Regions from separate parts of the Homo sapiens genome. Here all the other regions are linked to region 2. A link is an interaction called in ENCODE POLR2A ChIA-PET data of the cell type or tissue named here. Cell type or tissue: B cell. All regions are shown on one strand. Links, peaks and the distances in the headings refer to the core of each region. The heading gives the core; the rest is flanking DNA.

Region 1 (6,804 bases), core at 706-5,705, 52 kb after region 2:
TCAAGCCTGCTCTGATTCTTTGTCATGTATACTTTGGCCCTCTGCCTGGGCTTGTGAATGTCTTGGTTAGTCACTGAGCAGTTCGGGTGCACCTGTCCCATTCAAGACACCAACTGGGTTAGAGGCAGCATGGTTTTTGGCTAAATGTTTTTATGGAAGCTGAGGAACCTGCATTTCACTATAGCTCTGCCACTTTTTAGTTAAGTTGTGTGATCTTGACAGTTTACTCTTTTGTGAGCCTCACTTTTCTCATTTGAGAAAATTATGAAGATCTTTTTTGAGACAGAGTCTCATTCTGTTACCAGGCTGGAGTGCAGTGGCTTGATCACAGCTCACTGTAGCCTCGTCTTCCTGGGCTCAAGCAATTTTCCCATCTCAGCCTCCCAAGTAGCTGGGACTACAGATGTGTGCCACCATGCCTGGCTAATTTTTAAATTTCTTGTGGAGATGAAGTCTCTCTATATTGCCCAGGCTCGTCTGAAACTGCTGGGCTCAAGCAGTCCTCCCACCTCAGCCACCTAAAGTTCTGGAATTATAGGCGTGAGCCACCGTGCCTGGCTGAATTATGAGGATCAAATGACATCATGTACACAAAGGCCTTAGAACAGCAACTTACACATTATAGGTGCTCAGTAAATGCTCATAGTCACAGGTTAGGTGCAGTTGGGAGCTGTGGAGAAATATAAAGTACAATCTCTTGCCTTTAAGGAGGTTGCAGTCTAGATGGGGTGAGAGGTAATAAGATAGAAGATCATGTAAATCACAATGTTGGGAATGCATGTAAAATAATACTGGCTGGTTGTGCGCAGTGGTATTATTGTAGCCAATGAGGTTTATCCGAGGTGCAATTATTGTGAATGGGAAACTTTCGCAATAACATCAGCCAACAAGTGTCATGGACCATGAAGGCTTTGGGAGTTCAGAGCTATGAGAGCTGCCCCATGGGCTAAGCCAGGGAAGGCTTTCTGAACAAGTGAGTGTTGCAAACCTGCAAAGGTTGGAGAGGAAGGTGGAGGGACACTCCAGAAAAAGAACAGAATGAGGCCAAGTAGCATAAGTTCAGAGGATAGGAAGAAAACAGATTGGAACCAAGGGCTTGTAGGAGACATGAGAGGGAAATGAGATTGAATAGGTGGGTTGAGGTCAGGTTGTAAAGAGCTTTGAATGCCGTGCTAAGGAGTTTGGAATTTATCTGAAGGTTTTTGAGGAGGGGAATGATGTTCATATTGTGACCTTGATTTGGCCATGTATTCTTTTAATTTCTCTGGACCTTAGATCCCTTATCTATACAGTAAGAAGTTTGGATCATGTGATTGTAGAGGAGTTTCTCTAGCTAGAGAGTTTATGATTCTATGATACAGGAAGACTATTTTATTTTTGTCTTTATTTATTTATTTATTTTTGAGATGGCGTCTTGCTCTGTTGCCCAGGCTGGAGTGCAGTGGCACGATCTCGGGGCTCACTGCAAGCTCCGCCTCCCTTGTTCACGCCATTCTCCTGCCTCAGCCTCCTGAGTAGCTGGGACTACAGGTGCCCGCCACCATGCCTGGCTAATTTTTTTTTTTTGTATTTTTAGTAGAGACAGGGTTTCACCGTGTTAGCCAGGATGGTCTCAATCTCCTGACCTCGTGATCCGCCCCCCTCAGCCTCCTAAAGTGCTGGGATTACAGGCGTAAGCCACCGTGCCCAGCCGAGGACTTCAATATTTAAAGGAGAAAGAACAGGCAGGAGGAGGAGGAGGAAAGAAAAAGAAAGGGGAGGGTAGGCAGTGAGGCAAACAGTTACATTCTTGGGAGGCTTTGATTAGCACTCAGTGAATTCGCATTTTACATGTGAAAAGAAAGGAATGGAGGGGAAGTCAATTATGCATTTATCTAGTGCTCAATAGATCTACATTTTACATAAGATAATGTAAGACTGTGAAATTACAGCTATCTGTTTAGGAACAAAAAGAAGGCAGTTTCTGCATGACTCAGTTCCCAAGCTTAACTTTTCCCTTTGGCATAGTGAATTTGGGATCCCAAGATTTTATTTTCCTTTCACAAACTCAATACATTGATTAAGTTTAAGACTTCACCATGTGCCTCACACATGGAATCCAGTAAATGTTTGGTGCTGTTTATTCACTCATTGAATTCCTTAATAAGCATGTAGTTTCCTGAATGCCTGCTAGATACTAAGCACTATATTAGGTACTAAGTATATTAATGGAAATAAAAACATGGTGGCCCTTAAGGAGCTCATAGTCTTTTAAAGGAGACAAGTCAAACAGTTACAGAACAGAATGACAAGCATGGGTCAGGCACGGTGGCTCATGCCTGTAATCCCAGCACTTTGGGAGGCTGAGGCAGTTGGATCACCTGAGGTCAGGAGTTTGAGACTAGCTTGGCCAACATGGAGAAACCCCATCTCTACTAAAAATACAAAAATTAGCCAGGCATGATGATGGGTGCCTGTAGTCCCAGCTACTTGGGAGGCTGAGGCAGGAGAATTGCTTGAACTCGGGAGGCGGAAGTTGCAGTGAGCTGAGATCGTGCCATTGTACTCCAGCCTGGGCGACAAGAGCGAGACTCTGTCGCAAAAAAAAAAAAAAAAAAAAAAAAGAATAACAAGCGTTATGATTAAAGGACAAATCAAGTGTTACAGGAGCATAGGGGAGGGCTTACTAACTCATCCTGGGATGAGAATGCTGAGAACAGAGAAACCTTTTCTTTTCTTCTCTTTTCTTTCTATTTTTAAGAGCTAAGTTCTGAAAGAGGAGTAGAAATTGAGAGGAGGGCCGTCTAGGGAGAAGGAACAATACACGCAAAGTCTGTGATGTGAGGGAGTGCAAAGTCAGTGATGTGTTCCGGGAACTGCAAGTAGCTGAGCCTGTTGTCACAGAGAGTACACAGGCACAGTGATTAGAAGTAATCAGGGACCAGATTACGAAGAGCCTGGTATGCTTGGTGAAGAAGTTTAGATTTTATCCTCAAGGTGATGGAGAACTATACCTAGATTTTAGGCAGGGTATTGATGTAACCACCCAATGGGTTCTTCCTGCCTGCTGTACAAATAATGACCACAGCATTGCAGTAAAGAAAGAGTTTATGCGGTGGGACGAAAGAGTTTAATTGACACAAGGCTGGCCACACCACATGGGAGATGGAGTTGTTATTCAAATCAACCTCATCTTCAGCTCATAGGTTAGAGGTTTTTATTTTTTTCCTATTTTATTTTATTTTATTATTATTATACTTTAAGTTTTAGGGTACATGTGCACAATGTGCAGGTTTGTTACGTATGTATACGTGTGCCATGTTGGTGTGCTGCACCCATTAACTCGTCATTTAGCATTAGGTATATCTCCAAATGCTATCCCTCCCCCCTCCCCCCAGGTTAGAGGTTTTTCAAAGGCAGTTTGGGGGAAGGGGTTGGAGTGCTTGCGGCTGATTGGTTTGGGTGGAGATGAAATCATAGGATCTTGAAGCTGCTCTCTTTAGCGAGTTGCTTCTGGCTAGGGCCACAGGAGTGGAGTTGGCAGGTCCAGGTGGAGCTCTGGGTGTCAGACATGCAAAAAACCTGAAAAGATATCTCAAAAGGCCAATCTACAACAGTGATGTTATGTGCAGGACATATCTGGTGACCAGTCTACAGCTTAGCAGAATTCAGGTTCCTCTCCTCCCTCTATCCTGATGGCCTTTCATTAGCTTTACAAAGGTGGTTGAGTTTTGGGGAAGGTTTCTTATCATTTAAACTATAAACCAAATGTCTCCCAAAGTTAGTTTAGCCTAAGCATAGGAATGATTAAGGGAAAGGCAAGATGGGGGAGCATGGGTTAGATAAGATCTCTTACTGCCATATTTTTTTCACTGTTATAATTTTTCCAAAGGCAGTATCATTGACATTAGCAGACTTGTGTTTTAGGGTGATCTCTTTGACTGTCAAAGTGGAGGACAGATTGAATCTATGAGTTAGGGGAAGATGAAGCCCAGAAGCAGGATAAGTTGCGTTAGCTGTGATTGCTGCTTTCTTCTCTGGGATGCCCCTTTCCATCTTTACAGATCTTGCCTGTAGTACTTGCCATAGCACCAGGCAAATAGAAGGCATTTTACATCATGTGTTGGTTACTCCACTGCTGTGGCTTGTGCTAACAGTGACTGGGGCACTGATTTGAAAGTAAAGTGAGCACCCTTTTTCCTGTGGTCACAAATCAGGCAAAATTGCTTTCTTGGTTAGAACTGACGTGGAAGATACACACACACACACACACACACACACACACACAAATACACACACACATACAAACACACACATATATTTTTTGAGGCAGTCACTCAATCGCCCAGGTTGGAGTGCAGTGGCATGATCTTGGCTCACTGCAGTCTCCGCCTCCTGGGTTCAAGCAAGTCTTCTGCCTTAGCCTCCTGAGTAGCTGGGATTACAGGCGTGCGCCACCACGCCCAGCTAATTTTTGTATTTTCATTTGAGATGAGGTTTCACCATGTTGGTCAGGCTGGTCTTGAACTCCTGACCTCAAATGATCCCCCTACCTCAGCCTCCCAAAGTGCTGAGATTACAGGCGTGAGCCATCGTGCCCAGCCAGAAGATATGTTTGGCTCTTCTCAAGATGTCTCCATAGGCATTTTCCATTTTGTGAAGAGTCTTTGTTCCAAAGTTGACAGTGGGTTCCTTTAGGGCAGGAAACATATTTTTATTCATTTTTGTAGTCCCTGGACTTATCACAATACGTGATACATACTAGGCAATGATAGATATTTGTTTCATGAATTTGAAATTCATGTTTTGTATTTGAAATATGTTTCATGAAATATGCTGTAAATGTTGATTAGGTGCTCGGATTCCCCCTCAAAAGCCTTTTAAATCTAGAGCCTAATGGGGTACTGGGCATATCTAAGGCCTGAGAAGGAGGGAAACTCTAGGAAATGGCAGGAATTAGCAGAATGGAAGTAAGTTACTTCCCAGAAGTATTTAGCAGTTGAACTGAGACAGTTCCAGAAAGATTCTGGGCCAAAGGTTTTTAGAAAGACCTACTGGGGAGATTGGGAAGTTCTGAATTCCTTTTGCTACCTACTGTTATACAAATCGCTTTTGTTCTTCCTCATATACTTTAAAATACATTTGGCTGGCACAGTGGCTGATGCCTGTAATCCCAACACTTTGGAAGGCCAAGGTAGGAAGATTGCTTGAGGCCAGGAGTCCAAGAGCAGCCTGGGCAACACAGCAAGATCTCCATTAAAAAATTAGCCAGGTGTGGTGGCATGCACCTGTTGTCCCAGCTACTTGGGAGGCTGAGGTGAGAGGATCACTTGAGCCCAGCAGGTCAAGGCTGAGTGAGCCATGATTATACCAGGGCACTCCAGCCTGGGTGACAGAGTGAGACCTTGTTTCTGGAAAAAAAAAAAAAAAGAATAAAATTGGCAGGGTGCGGTGGCCCACACCTATAATCCCAGCATGTTGGGAGGCTAAAGTGGGAGGATCACTTGAGCCCAGGAGTTCTAGAGCAACCTGAGCAATGTAGAGAGACCTTGTCTTTTTTTTTTTTTTTTTTCTTTTGAGACAGAGTCTCATTCTGTCACTAGGCTGGAGTGCAGTTGTGCGATCTCGGCTCACTGCAACCTCCGCCTCCCGGGTTCAAGCGATTCTTTTGCCTCAGCCTCCCCAGTAGCTGGAACTACAGGCATGCACCACCACACCCAGCTAATTTTTGTATTTTTAGTAGAGACAGGGTTTCACCATGTTGGCCAGGATGGTCTCGATCTCTTGACCTCGTGATCTGCCTGCCTCGGTCTCCCAAAGTGTTAGGATTACAGGCGTGAGCCACCACGCCTGGCTGAGACCTTGTCTTTACAAAAAATAAACAAAATTAGCTGGGCATGGTGGTGCACACCTATAGTTCCAGCTACTTGAGAGGCTGAGGTGAGAAGATCACTTGTGAGCCCAGGAGGTCAAGGCCTCAGTGAGCCAAGATGGTATCACTGCACTCCAGCCTGGGCAACAGAGTGAGACCCCATCTAAATAAAAATAAATAAATAAATAAATAAATAAATAAATAAATAAATAACAGTTAAACTACATGACTTGCCATGGTTTCCTGATTCTTTGTCTTTTTATGTTTCCTTTCTTCGTTAGGAATGTTTTTTCCTTTATGCCATTGTCATCATTCTTCAGTGCCCTGCTGAAATGCTTTTCATGAAACCTTATGGAAAAAATAATCTCTCCCTACCGAAGTCATCTCAATTTTTAGACCCCCTTGTGGTACTTAATGCTCTCTACCTAGAATTATATATGGGTTATCATTCTTACACTAGAAGGAAGGAATCATATGTAATTTAGCTATGAGTATTCCAGAGTGTCTAGCACAGGTCTTTGTAAATGTTGAATGGACAATGTGGCTGAGCTGTATTACTAACTTAGTGTTATGCTTACTTTTACTTGTCAACCTAGCTGGACCATGACGTGCCCAGGGATTTGGTCAGACATTATTCTGGGTGTTTTTTTTTTTTTTCCCCCAAGATGGAACCTTGCTCTGTCGCCCAGGCTGGAGTGCAACGGCGTGATCTCGGCTCACTGCAACCTCCACCTCCCAAGTTCAAGCAATTCTCCTGCCTCAGTCTCCTGAGTAGCTGGGATTACAGGCTCATGCCACCACACCTGGCTAATTTTTGTATTTTTAGTAGAGACGGGGTTTCTACATGTTGGCCAGGCTGGTCTTGAACTCCTGACCTCATGATCCGCCTACCTTGTCCTCCCAAAGTGCTGGATTACAGGCCTGAGCCACTGCTCCCGGCCTATTCTGGGTAT
Region 2 (5,000 bases), core at 1-5,000:
TGAGCCGCTGTACCCAGCTACCATCCTCCTCTCTTAAACTGCCTGCCCTGTTTCCTCTTCCTCTTCCTCCTGGCCCTGGCTGAGCTCCCTCTGCACTGTAACTCAGTGTTTCCTCAAGCCTCGGGTCTTTCTCCATACTGTCCTCTCTGTTCCCCTGCCTGCCCCCTGCACAGCACTTAACGCCTGTCCATCTTGGGTCCAATATTGCCTCCTTGGGAAGCCTCTCAATTCTATCTTCCCAGGGTGTTTTTCTCTGTTGTATTTATCACAGTTTACAATCATAGTCTTATCTGAGTAATATCTGTGTCCCCAGCTCAACTGTGAATCTGTCAGCCCAGGCCTGGCACAGCTCAGTGTTCAGTGAATGTCTGCTGAATGAATCTGTGTGACTGGAACCTCTTGGGCCCAGAATCAAGTTTGGGCCCACAGCAGTTGTGCGTCCACAAACTCCCTGCCCCGAGGAGGCTGAGGCAGCCATCTCTTTGCCCTCACTGGCCAAGTAAGGAAGCCCAGGCGGCCTTGGTCCCTCAGAGCCCCAGTGTCGTCATCTGGGAAATGGGGTGATCCTAAGGACACTAGCCTCATCCAGTTACTGGCAAGATGAAACTGATGACGAGGATTGCTCCAGCCAGCCCAGATGCCCTTGAGGCAGGAGTGAGGTCTGATTAATTTATCTAAAGCCTGGCACGAGGGCGGGGCTTCAGGAAATGACAGGCAAATCTTGGAGTTTGCAGGAATGAGCCTTTGTGAATGGCTCGTTTTGCAGGGAGCCCTGCCCAACTGGATTCTGACTCCTCATGACAACCCTAAGGGAAGCGTGATTATTATGATCTCTGTTACAGTTCACACATTCCTTCACTTATTAATCCAATAAATATTTGAGTGCCTATTTGCCTGGCATACCAGGCTCTAGAAATACAGGGTAAACAAGGCAGATACAGCCCTGCTTTTAGGATGTTCACCGTCCGGTGGGGACTAACAGTAACAATAACCTTCACTTCTCCTGAGGGTTTGCTGCGTGCCTGTGCCAAACGCTCTACATTCATTCTAACCTCACAAAAGGAGGTACTCCTATCATCATACCCATTTTAGAGCTCAGAAAGCTGAGGCAGGGAAAGAGGGAGTCTCCTGCCCAGAACATCACAGCTCCCAGCCTGAGGAACCGGATCTCCGACGCCCACGTTTCTTAACTACAGTCTGTACTGCCTCTGGGTATGCTATACTGGTGTGAGGCTCAGTGTCTTGCTGTGACAGCGAGTGCCCTTGGGCTCCAGTCCGTCTGCCCTCTGAGCCTGTCTGAGCCTGCGTGTGTCTGAAGCCAACTCCAGGTCTATTCTGGGCTAATGATGTGTTCTACGGCAGGGGAAGCAATGAGTTTGGGGTCCCTGGGGCTGAGGGGTGGTGTTAGTTTCCTTCCTGCATGGGAACCTCCCACGGGTCCCCATGCTGATTGATAAATGCTTGTAACTGAGGACCTGCCCCTGCCTGAGGCTTGCAGCATTTCTGTTGGTCTGTCAGCCTTTGTTCCGCCTTTTGAGACCTGAAAATAATGTGACACCCTAGAGAAATGAGGCCTTCCCTTTTGCTGAGGCAGGTGTGGAGGTCTGAAGCCAAGCCAGGGCCCGTTGTCCTGGAAAGGGTAGGGGTCAGGGCTAGGCCCCAGTGGAGCCGGCTGAAGCGGGTTGACTGACAATGAATGGATGGATGGATGGACTGACTTGCCGGGTGGGAGGCCGGGACTGCGATGAACTTTACTGGCCCCGCTGCACTCTCCACTATGGGCACCCCTTCCTCCTACCTCTCCTTGACTCACCGCTAGACTTCCTCTTTGAGTAACACCTGCTAACCTCCTTCCCCCTTATCCTCTCAAGAGCGCTGGAGCCCTGAACATCGGCGCTTGAAGCATTCCCCAGGTGGGAAACACTGAGGGCATCCGTTGCCCTTGGTCACACAGCGAATACGGAATCCGAGCGGGAACCCTGGTCCACGAAGCTCGCATTCCGGACTCTGCTCCCAAGCCGATCCGGGCGTCAGCTAGTCCCTGTGCCAGGGTGGGCCTCTCGGCTGTCACATCACCCCCTTCTCACAATGGATCATCCCGTTGTCCCCGCAAGCGGCAATGGGCCAGTCCGCGGACCCCCCCAACTCCCTGTGGCAGTGGGCCAGTCCACGCTGTCCCCACTGCCCCGTAGGATGTACGAGGTTCCTTCCGGGCTGCTGCCGGTCTCCGCGCGCTCACCTTTGGCCTTGTCTTTTCGCCACCGCCGGCGACCGTGGCTCCTTGAGCCCTCTTTGGCATTCTTCGAGGCCGGGGCCATAGCGGCCTCGGCGGGCTCCGTTCCCCCGGCCAACTCCATCAATTCCCCGCGGTCCTCCCGCGGGGGCCAATTCCAGCCGCGAGGCCCTGCCCGGAGGGCCAATCCTCGCTACACACTACTGTCGGGCCCCCCTATTACCCAATCCCGAGCTTGCTCTTCTCTGGGTCCAGCTCCCTAACCAATTCTGGTCTCCCTCCGCTGCCGTGCTCCGCCCCCAACCGCCAGAATTTAAGATCTGGCTCCGCCCCCTACCGCGCATTAAAGGGCTCGCGGCCAACAAAAAGGCAACCCCGGGGGTGGCGAAAAGCGTCCTTCGGGCAGGACTAGTGCGGAGCCCCGCGGGGAGCACCCCAGCAGGGAAGTCCCGATCTTCCCACGTGCTGGGAAGCCTCCCATGTGCTGGCTCAGTCTCGCCATCCCACTCACCTTCCCAGGGAGGGATGCCCTAGCACGCGGCCCGGCCCGCCTTTTGAAGGGGGAAAGTGGGGCGCCTCTGAGCCTCTGCCTGGGGTGGGGGCGGGCCAGGTCCTCTGCCAACTCAAAGACGAGGCGGGGCGCCAGCGCTGGAGGCGTGGCTGTGCCTGAGAGCCGTTGGAGGAGGGAGCCCCGCTTTCCCTCTCCTGTCTCCTAGTTCTCCTATTGCGCTTTTCCTGGGGGATCTTTCTCCCTCTGTCTCCGCCCCCTAATCCATGCTCCCGATAATGAGGGTGGGGGATGGTGGTAGGAGAACGCTCGGCGCCTGCGCACTAGCTTCAGGCCGCGGGCCGGCCCAAGAGCGGAGGTAGAGGGAACGACGCATGCTTGAGAAATGGCGGGAAACAGAGGAGGCTCGAGGCTTGCTCACACGCACACAGCCAACTGCTTCTGGACCGCCTTGCTCACACGCACACAGCCAACTGCTTCTGGACCGCCTGAAAGGCAACCTCGCCCGCCGCGGTGGTGTGGGGCGGGCATCCCTTGAGACTGTGCTCTGGAGGCCTGGAGAAACAGCTTTCTATCCTCAGCACTGGGGAGAGCAGGCCTCAATCCCTGCCTTTGCCTGCCGCCCCTCTTCCTTCCCTCTCAAAGCATACCCAGCAGCCCCGGCGCTGAGAAACGCGTTACTCTCTTATCAGCTGTGGGAGAGACAAGACAGACTGGCCTCTGGGCGGAGGGGCCGCCATTGCCTGCCCTCTGGACCAGGGCCTCACAGATACCCTCAGCTTCAGGATTAGGGCTGCGTTGGTTTTTCCCCCCACATCAGGGGACTTCAACAAGTAACCTCCAGTTCCATAGATAAAACTTGTATTCCCCCCTTCTCCATGGCAGGGGTTTTGAGCCTAGAGAAGGAAGATCGGAGCTTCCTGGGGCTCCTGTGAAGCAGGCAGGGGGCAGCACTGGGCCCCGGGAAGAGGCGGAGAAGGCGAGGGAGTGCCTGCGGTGAGCCCAGAGCCTTGGGCCCGTTATCCTCTGATGCTGCTCCCCCAACTTTCCTGCCGTCAGTCCCTGACCTTGCCTGAGACCTTGGCGGCTCCCGCACCTCTCTCCCGGCTCCTCCTTGCTGAGAACACAACCCGCAAGGCCCTTCCGCCTGGCTGGACTGAGTCCCCTATGGAGGCAGCCTGGCAGGGAGCAGGTATCTTCCTGGCAGAAGAGGACAGACCTGGTAAACTGAGAGACTGTTGATGCCCCAATGTTCTGCCTAGCCTGCCTGGAAACTCCAGAAGGGTAAGGTACCGTCTTTGTATTGTATTGCTGGGACTTACGCCCGTGTCTACCCCAGAGCTGGTGCTCAGTCAGTTTCTGTGGATGGATGAATGAACACTGGCAAGAGGGCCGCTTTCCTGGTCTCCTGGTCCCTAGCTCAGAGTGCCTTCCCACTCTGGGATTTGATTTTCCCCAAATCCTCTATAGGGAGGCAGCCTGGTCCAGGGGAGAAAGACCCCGGCTTCAAATCCTGACTTTGCCACTTCCTAACTGCATGGCCCTGTGCAAGAACCCTTACTTCTTTATTTTCTACCTGATGTCCTCATTTCTAAAATGAGGATGTTGGCCAGGTGCTCGGTGGCTCATGCCTGTAATCTCAGCACTTTGGGAAGCTGAGGTGGGAGGCTTGCTTGGGGCCAGGAGTTCGAGACCAGCCTGGGCAACATAGCGAGGCCACGTCTCTACGGAAAATGTAAAAATTAGCGGGGCATGGTGGTGCACTTGTAGTCCCACCTACTCCGGAGGCTGAGGTATGAGGATCGCTTGAGCCCAGGAGTTTGAGGCTGCAGTGAGCCATGATCATACCAGTGCACCCCAGCCTGGGCGACAGAGTGAGACTTTGTTTTTTTCTTTTTTTGAGATGGAGTCTTACTCTGTCACCCAGGCTGGAGTGCAGTGGCACGATCTCAGCTCATTGCAACCTTTGCCTCCCGGGTTCAAGTGTTTCTCTGCCTCAGCCTCCCGAGTAGCTGGGATTACAGGCACCTGCCACCACGCCTGGCTAATTTTTGTATTTTTAGTAGAGACGGTGTTTCACCATCTTGGCTAGGCTGGTCTTGAACTCCTGGCCTCAAGCAATCCATCTGCCTCGGCCTCCCAAAGTGCTGGGATTACAGGTGTGAGCCACTGCGCCCAGCCTTTTTTTTTTTTTTTTTTTTTTTTAATAATGGGGATGTTGATCTTTATCTCAGGATTGTTGAAGGATGACCAGAGCTA
Region 3 (6,804 bases), core at 1,051-6,050, 81 kb after region 2:
GGCTTTCTGGTACTCAGCCATATAGTCATATGGCAGCCATATAGTGTTATAGCAGACTAATAACAGTATCTTACTGCACGTTAAATTGTCGCTCACTCCTGTAATCCCAGCACTTGTTTAGGCCGAGGCAGGAAGATTGCTTCTGTTCAGAAGTTCAAGAACAGCCTGGGCAACACAGTGAGACCCTGTCTCTACAACAAATAAAAATATTAGCCCCATGTGGTGGTATGCGCTTGTGGTCCCACCTATTCAGGAGGCTGAGCCTGGGAATCGCCTGAGTCTGGGAGGTCAAGACTGCAATTAGCCATGATTGTGCCACTACACTCCAGCCTGGGCAACATAGTGAGATCCTGTCTCAAAAAATAAAAGTTGGGGGCCAGGCACAGTGGCTGACACCTATAATCCCAGCACTCTGGGAGGCCAAGGTAGGTGGATCACTTGAGGCCAGGAGTTTGAGACCAGCCTGACCAACATGGCAAAACCCCATCTCTACTAAAAAGAATACAAAAATTAGCCTGGTGTGGTAGCATGCACCTGTAATCCCAGCTACTCAGGAGGCTGAGGCACGAGAATCACTTGAGCCCAGGATACCGAGGTTGCATTGGGCTGAGATTGTGCCACTATACTCCAGCTTGGGTGACAGAGTGAGACTGTCTCAAAAAAAAACAAAACAAAAAGTTGGATTGATCATTTTTGGCTTCTTTGCCACTTCCTCAGAACAGGATTGTAAAGGAGTTTCCAGAAAGCACCAGTGGCTTTATGTGTGCTTGGTACACAGAATTCTAAGATGGCCCCTAATACCTAGAACTATGAATATGATGAGAAACCACACCCACGATTATGTTACCTTGTGTGGCAAACAGGATTTTGAAGACATAATTAAGGTTACAACTTAGTTGATTTTGAATTAATCAGAAGGGAAATGATCTGAGTGGACCTAATGTAATCACATGAGCTTTTTAAAAGCAAAATCAGAGCTTTTTCTCAGGCTGGTCTCAGAAGGGAAAATCAGAGATAGTAGAAGTGTGAGAGGGATTTGACTTGAGAGAGGTTCTCCATGGCTAAGATGGAGGAGGTCACAGTGCTAGGACCTGAAAAGGTCTTCTAGGAGCTAATAATAGTCCCTGGCCGACAACAGGACAGTGGGGAACTCAAACTGACTTCAAGGAACTGAATTCTGCAAACTAATGAGTAAGTGTTGTTTTAAGCCACTAAATTAGTGGCGGTTTATTGTATAGCAATAGAACATGAATACAGGTGCTTTGTACCTGATAGATTGAATTAGTGGCTCCTTTCCTTAGTTTATATTTAAAACTTGAAGTAAAATTAAAATACATTGAAATGTCTATAGATCTCAAGTATACAAGTTGATTTTTGGTAAATGTGTATACCCATGCAATCACTACCTGAATTGAGATGTAGAACATTTCCATCAGCCCCAGAGCTCCCTTGAGCATCTTTGTCATTAATCCCACCCTCTAGGGCGAATTCTGTTTTTTTTTTTTTGAGAGAGAGTCTCGCTCCTCTGTCACCCAGGCTGGAGTGCAATGGCTCGATCTCGGCTCACTGCAAGCTCTGCCTCCTGGGTTCATCTCATTCTCCTGCCTCAGCCTCACGATTAGCTGGGACTACAGGCAGTTGTCAACACGCCCGGCTAATTTTTTGTATTTTTTAGTAGAGACGGGGTTTCACCGTGTTAGCAGGATGGTCTAGATCTCCTGACTTTGTGATCCGCCTGCCTCGGCCTCCCAAAGTGCTGGGATTACAGGTGTGAGCCATCGCGCCTGGCCTAGGGCGAATTCTTAACATCTTTAATTGGAATTGCCTATTCTGGAGCTTCATTTAAATGGCATCATATAGGCTGGGCATAATGGCTCATGCTTGTAATTCCAGCACTTTGGGAGGGCCGAGGCGGGAAGATCACTTGCCTCCAGGAGTTCAAGACCAGTCTGGGCAACATAGCGAGACCTCCTCTCTATAAAAAATAAAAAATTAGCCGGGTGTGGTGGTGGCATGCATCTGTAGTCCCAGCTACTGAGGAGGTTGAAGTGGGAGGATTACTTGAGCCTGGGAGGTCAAGGCTGCAGTAAGCCGTGATCGTGCCACTACACTCGGCCTGGGTGACAGAGTGAGACCCCCTCTGAAAAAGAACAATGACATTATATAGCATGCACTCCTTTGTGTCTGGCTTCTTTTGCATGGTATAATGTTTTCAAGATTTATCTTTTTTTTTTTTGAGATGCAGTCTTGCTCTGTCACCAGGTTGGAGTGCAGTGGTGTGATCTCGGCTCACTGCAACCTCTGCCTCCCGGGTTCAAGCGATTCTCCTGCTTCAGCCTCCCAAGAAGCTGGGACTACAGGCGCGCACCACCATGCCCAGCTAATTTTTGTATTTTTTGTACAGACAGGGTTTCACCATGTTGGCCAGGATGGTCTCGATCTCTTGACCTCATGATCCACCTGCCTCGGCCTCCCAAAGTGCTGGGATTACAGGCGTGAGCCACCACGCGTCCTTACAGGGAGGGTCTCATTCTGTTGTGCAGGCCGGAGTGCCATAGTATGATCATAGCTCACTGCAGCTTTGAACTCCTGGTCTCAAGCAGATCCTTCCACCTTGGCCTCCTAAAGTGCTGAGATTGAAGGTATGAGCCATGCTGCCAGCCCATCCATTTTGTTTTGTCTGTAGATTGTACCCTTTGATTGCTGATTAGTATACTATGGTATGGATATTCCGTAATTTGTTTATCCATTCATCTGCTGATAGACATTTGGGTTTCCAGTTTTTGGCTATTATGAATAATACTGCTATGAGCATTCATGTACAACTGTTTGTGTGGATATGTATTTTCATTTCTCTTGGGTAAATATCTATGAGTAGGATTGCTGGATTGTAAAAGTGTATATTGAACTTTATAAGAAAGTGTCAACTGTTTTCTAGAGTGGGTGTGCCATTTTATATTTCCCCTAGCAATACATAAGAATACCAATCATTCCCCATCCTCACTTGGTATGGTCAAATCTTTTAAAGTTCAGCCAGTTGCCAACAATTTCTTCTTGAGTACCTCTCTGTGCTTTGCAGAATAGATTATTCATCTCATGCCCATCATATAGTATGTCCTTCCAACTCTTTTTATAATTTAATTCCTACCTGTGCTTCAGGACACTGTTTCCTAACACGGAATAAATGTGAGAATCACTTGGGAGTGTTTCAGAATACACAAGCCCAGGTCTCACTACAGGCATATTGTATCAGCTTTTCCAGGGATGGTATATATACTTACGTATGTTGAAAACGTTCCCTAGGTAATTCTGATGCATACCCCTAGCTAAAAACCATTGATTTAGCCCCAGGTCTTACCTATTAGCTCCATCCTGGCTATATGTTAGTAGTGTCTGGGAAGGCTTAAAAATTACAAAGCCTGGGCCGGGCGCTGTGGCTCATGCCTGTAATTCCAGCACTTTGGGAGGCTGAGCCGGGTGGATAACAAGGTCAGGAGATTGAGACCATCCTGGCTAACACAGTGAAACCCTGTCTCTACTAAAAATACAAAAAATTAGCTGGGTGTGGTGGCAGGCGCCTGTAGTCCCAGCTACTCAGGAGGCTGAGGCAGGAGAATTGTTTGAACCTGGGAGGCAGAGCCTGCAGTGAGCTGAGATCATGCCGCTGCACTCCAGTCTGGGCAACAGAGTGAGACTTGTCTCAAAAAAAAAAAAAAAAAAAAAAAAAAAGTTTACAAAGCCTGGATCCCTCTCCAGACCAATTATGTTGGAATTTGTGGGTGGAGTCTGAGCATCAGTTGTTCTTTTAAAAAATTCCCCAGTTATTCCAGCGTGCAGCCACATTTCCCATTAGATTTCTCTTGACTTCTTGTGGCATTTACGCCTTTCTTTTTCGGTATTATGATTATTTTTCAGGTCTTATCTCCTGTCTTGGGCTTTATATTCCTTGGGGTAGGGACCTTGCCTTTTTCATTTCTGTATCTTTCATGAACACATGAATTGGTCATCAGGAAGAGATTCTCAGCCACACATAGGTTGTGTCCTGGGTCTCAGGTTCACATGTTAATGCTACAGTCTTTGTTCTCCACAAGGTCAGAGGTTGCTTGCGATGAAGGATGTGGGTAACTCCACAGTGCAGCTGGTAGATGGAGGTCACCCTGTTTGGTATGTTTTTAGGTGTAGCCTTGGAACTAAGAATTCTGTGTGTGGGGTGGAGGGGCAGGGATATGTAGGGAGAGAGATCTAATTAGGATGGAGGAATTATACAAGGAAGTAGTGATAAAGGAAGGAAGAAACTTCTTTTTTTTCTTTTTTTTGAGATGGAGTCTGGCTCTGTCATCCAGGGTAGAGTGCAATAGCATGATCTCGGCTCACTGCAACCTGTGCCTCCCAGGTTCAAGTGATTCTCCTGCCTCAGCCTCCAGAGTAGCTGGGATTACAGGCGCCCACCACCACACCCAGTGAATTTTTGTATTTTTAGTAGAGACAGAATTTCACCATGTTGGCCAGGCTGGTCTCGAACTCCTGACCTCAAGTGATACACCCACGTTGGCCTCCCAAAGTGCTGGGATTACAGGCATGAGCCACCGCACTCGGTCAGAAACATCTTCTCTTTAGAAGAAGTTTGAACTTATCTAATAGGCCAGAGTAGGCCACTGTAGATTTTTGAATAGGGGAGTGTACTAGGAGGGTAATGAGGCAGTCATATGCAAGAAAGATTTCGGAGAGACTGGAGACAAGAAGTCAAGCAAGACTTTGAGTGTTGTTGAGGGTCTGGGTCAGTTAGGTTTATGGGAATGGTGAGAACAGCATAACTGACAGTTGTTAAAAAAGGATCAAGAGGCTTTCACAATGTATTGAATCTGGAAACAAATGAGCAGGGGCTGTGGAAACTTAGGGGGTGTCACTGGGAGAAATGAGTGAGCTGTGTGGGAGAGCTTGTTTAAATGGGTAACTTCAGACAGTATTTGGATGTGGGTGTCATGAGTTCTGGAAGTAGTTGGGGCTAGAGATATAAATTAAGAGCCATCTCCAGAGAGGTCACTAAGCTGATGAAAGAGGGTAGATGGAGGGAGACAAGAAGGGTCTGAGTACTAAATCTGGTGTGGGGGAGCAGTCGTAAGTGGGAAATGGAGGGAGGAGAGCTTTCCAGAAGGGAAAAGTTGTCTGTCATCTTAGATATTGTAAAAGGAAAAAGTGTGAGGTCCCTAAAAATGCCTTTGGATTTGGCCAAGACATGGATACTGATTTTGTGCTGTTCCCAGCGATCTTGGGTAGGGAGGCACTGCAGAGGGCCAGGAAAAATTAGGTGATGAGGAAAGGCAAAGACAACACATGTGTTTCAATTGCTTGGAAGTGAAGGAAATGAGGTTATAGCTTAGTACTTAGCAGAATTAATAAATGAAGGCTATTCGGGTTAGAAGAGATCCGACCCTCCTAGAGGGCAGAATAAAGGAATTGGGAACCAGGAAGAGTTAGAAGGTCTAGAGGGATTTCTATGTGAATGAACCTGTGGAGACCCTTGTATAGCTACATCTGATTCACTGGAGCCGCTGGTGTGGGAAGTGTTGTTGGCCCCTAATGAAGAGGCTGGGAGGTCTTTTACTCATGAGATCATCTTCCCTCCCAGAGGAAGATAGGCACTTCCTCCCAGGCAAGTTGGAGCTGTGGTCTGTTGCTCCCAGATATACTCACTTTGTTAGCAGGTATGCAAATGAATTTAGCTAATTCTCTGATCACTAGATCAAATATCTGTAGGCTTAAAAATAGTTTCACGGCCGGGCGCAGTGGCTCACGCCTGTAATTCCAGCACTTTGGGAGGCCAAGGCGGGCGGACTGCCTGAGGTCAGGAGTTTGAGACCAGTCTGGCCAATATAATGAAACCCCGTCTCTACTAAAAATACAAAAAAATTAGCTGGGCATGGTGGCATGCACCTGTAATCCCAGCTACTTGGGGAGGCTGGGGCAGGGGAATTGCTTGAACCAGGGAAGTGGAGGTTGCAGTGAGCGGAGATTGCGCCACTGCACTCCAGCCTGGGCGACACAGTGAGACTCTGTCTCAAAAAAAAAAAAAAAAGAGTTTTACTCTGACTCCCCATTGAACAATTTGTTTATTCTGCCTGTAGAGAAAAACATTGTCCAAGGTAGTATCAACCATGAGGCAGCATGTCGATGTCTGATATATTATTTTTATTATAAAAACATAGAATAATTTTCATACATAATTCAGACATGATCTTAGCCAGGAAAAATTAAATAACACAGCACAGCATGGATGAGGGAAAGTATGCACAGTCCGTGTCAGGGTTAGAAAACCCTGAAAGAGGTACCTGAGTATAGAGAACTCCAAGCTAATCCTCCTGGAGAAAGCCTCTTAGGCCTAACATGAGATCAGGTAAGCAATATAGAATAAAACCTTTCTCTTAGCCCCAAAGAGATTCCATCTGTGTAGAAGACTGGGTGAGAAGTACATTTGCCTGTCTTCCTCCTGTCCTTCCTTTTTATTATAAGATACATTTATAGACCCCATAGAAGAAAAGATAAATTTCAGAGGCTGTTAAAAGAGGCTAGGCCTAAGTTATAATCCTCCTCCTCACAGCCCCATTTCCCCAAGGGGCATTAGCACCAGTGCAGCTTTCTAGCTGTAAACAATGCCACCAGCATGAGTGATAGTGTCCCTGTAGGGTGCTCCCACTTCTCAAGGACCAAATACACCTTAGCAGAGGCCAAGGTTTCCTGACAAAGTGAATGGGGGCAAACAGAAAATGCACAGGTGCAAACATGGAATAGAATGGTAGTTGATGA

The links. Peaks named below come from ENCODE experiments on the same cell type or tissue, not always from the same donor. Only the 100,000 strongest peaks of a DNase experiment are listed, where the experiment ranks them.
Region 1: POLR2A ChIA-PET joins it to region 2 with 9 read pairs; 3 of 35 experiments call an interaction of 5 or more read pairs at or near these places.
Region 3: POLR2A ChIA-PET joins it to region 2 with 9 read pairs; 3 of 35 experiments call an interaction of 5 or more read pairs at or near these places.

The regions. Positions count from the first base shown.
Region 1 is chr19:42,472,078-42,478,881 of GRCh38, forward strand. All of the region lies in intron 1 of LIPE-AS1 (LIPE antisense RNA 1), which reads left to right. It also overlaps the pseudogene RNU4-60P. Among named protein-coding and RNA genes, the nearest start is that of CXCL17, 33 kb to the left of the region's middle. RefSeq lists enhancers at 1-215, 1,196-2,176. In B cell, for the core only: no CTCF peak of the experiment used is centred there; no DNase peak of the experiment used is centred there.
Region 2 is chr19:42,421,180-42,426,179 of GRCh38, forward strand. All of the region lies in intron 1 of LIPE (lipase E, hormone sensitive type), which reads right to left. All of the region lies in intron 1 of LIPE-AS1 (LIPE antisense RNA 1), which reads left to right. Among named protein-coding and RNA genes, the nearest start is that of LIPE, 3.7 kb to the right of the region's middle. RefSeq lists enhancers at 2,061-2,140, 2,331-2,400. In B cell, for the core only: no CTCF peak of the experiment used is centred there; DNase peaks (open chromatin) are centred at 1,832, 2,532 and 3,832; H3K4me3 peaks cover 2,358 bases; H3K27ac peaks cover 2,894 bases.
Region 3 is chr19:42,501,138-42,507,941 of GRCh38, forward strand. All of the region lies in intron 2 of LIPE-AS1 (LIPE antisense RNA 1), which reads left to right. It overlaps CEACAM1 (CEA cell adhesion molecule 1), which reads right to left. Exons shown (of 9, transcript NM_001712.5): 9 at 6,169-6,804. Among named protein-coding and RNA genes, the nearest start is that of CEACAM1, 24 kb to the right of the region's middle. In B cell, for the core only: no CTCF peak of the experiment used is centred there; no DNase peak of the experiment used is centred there.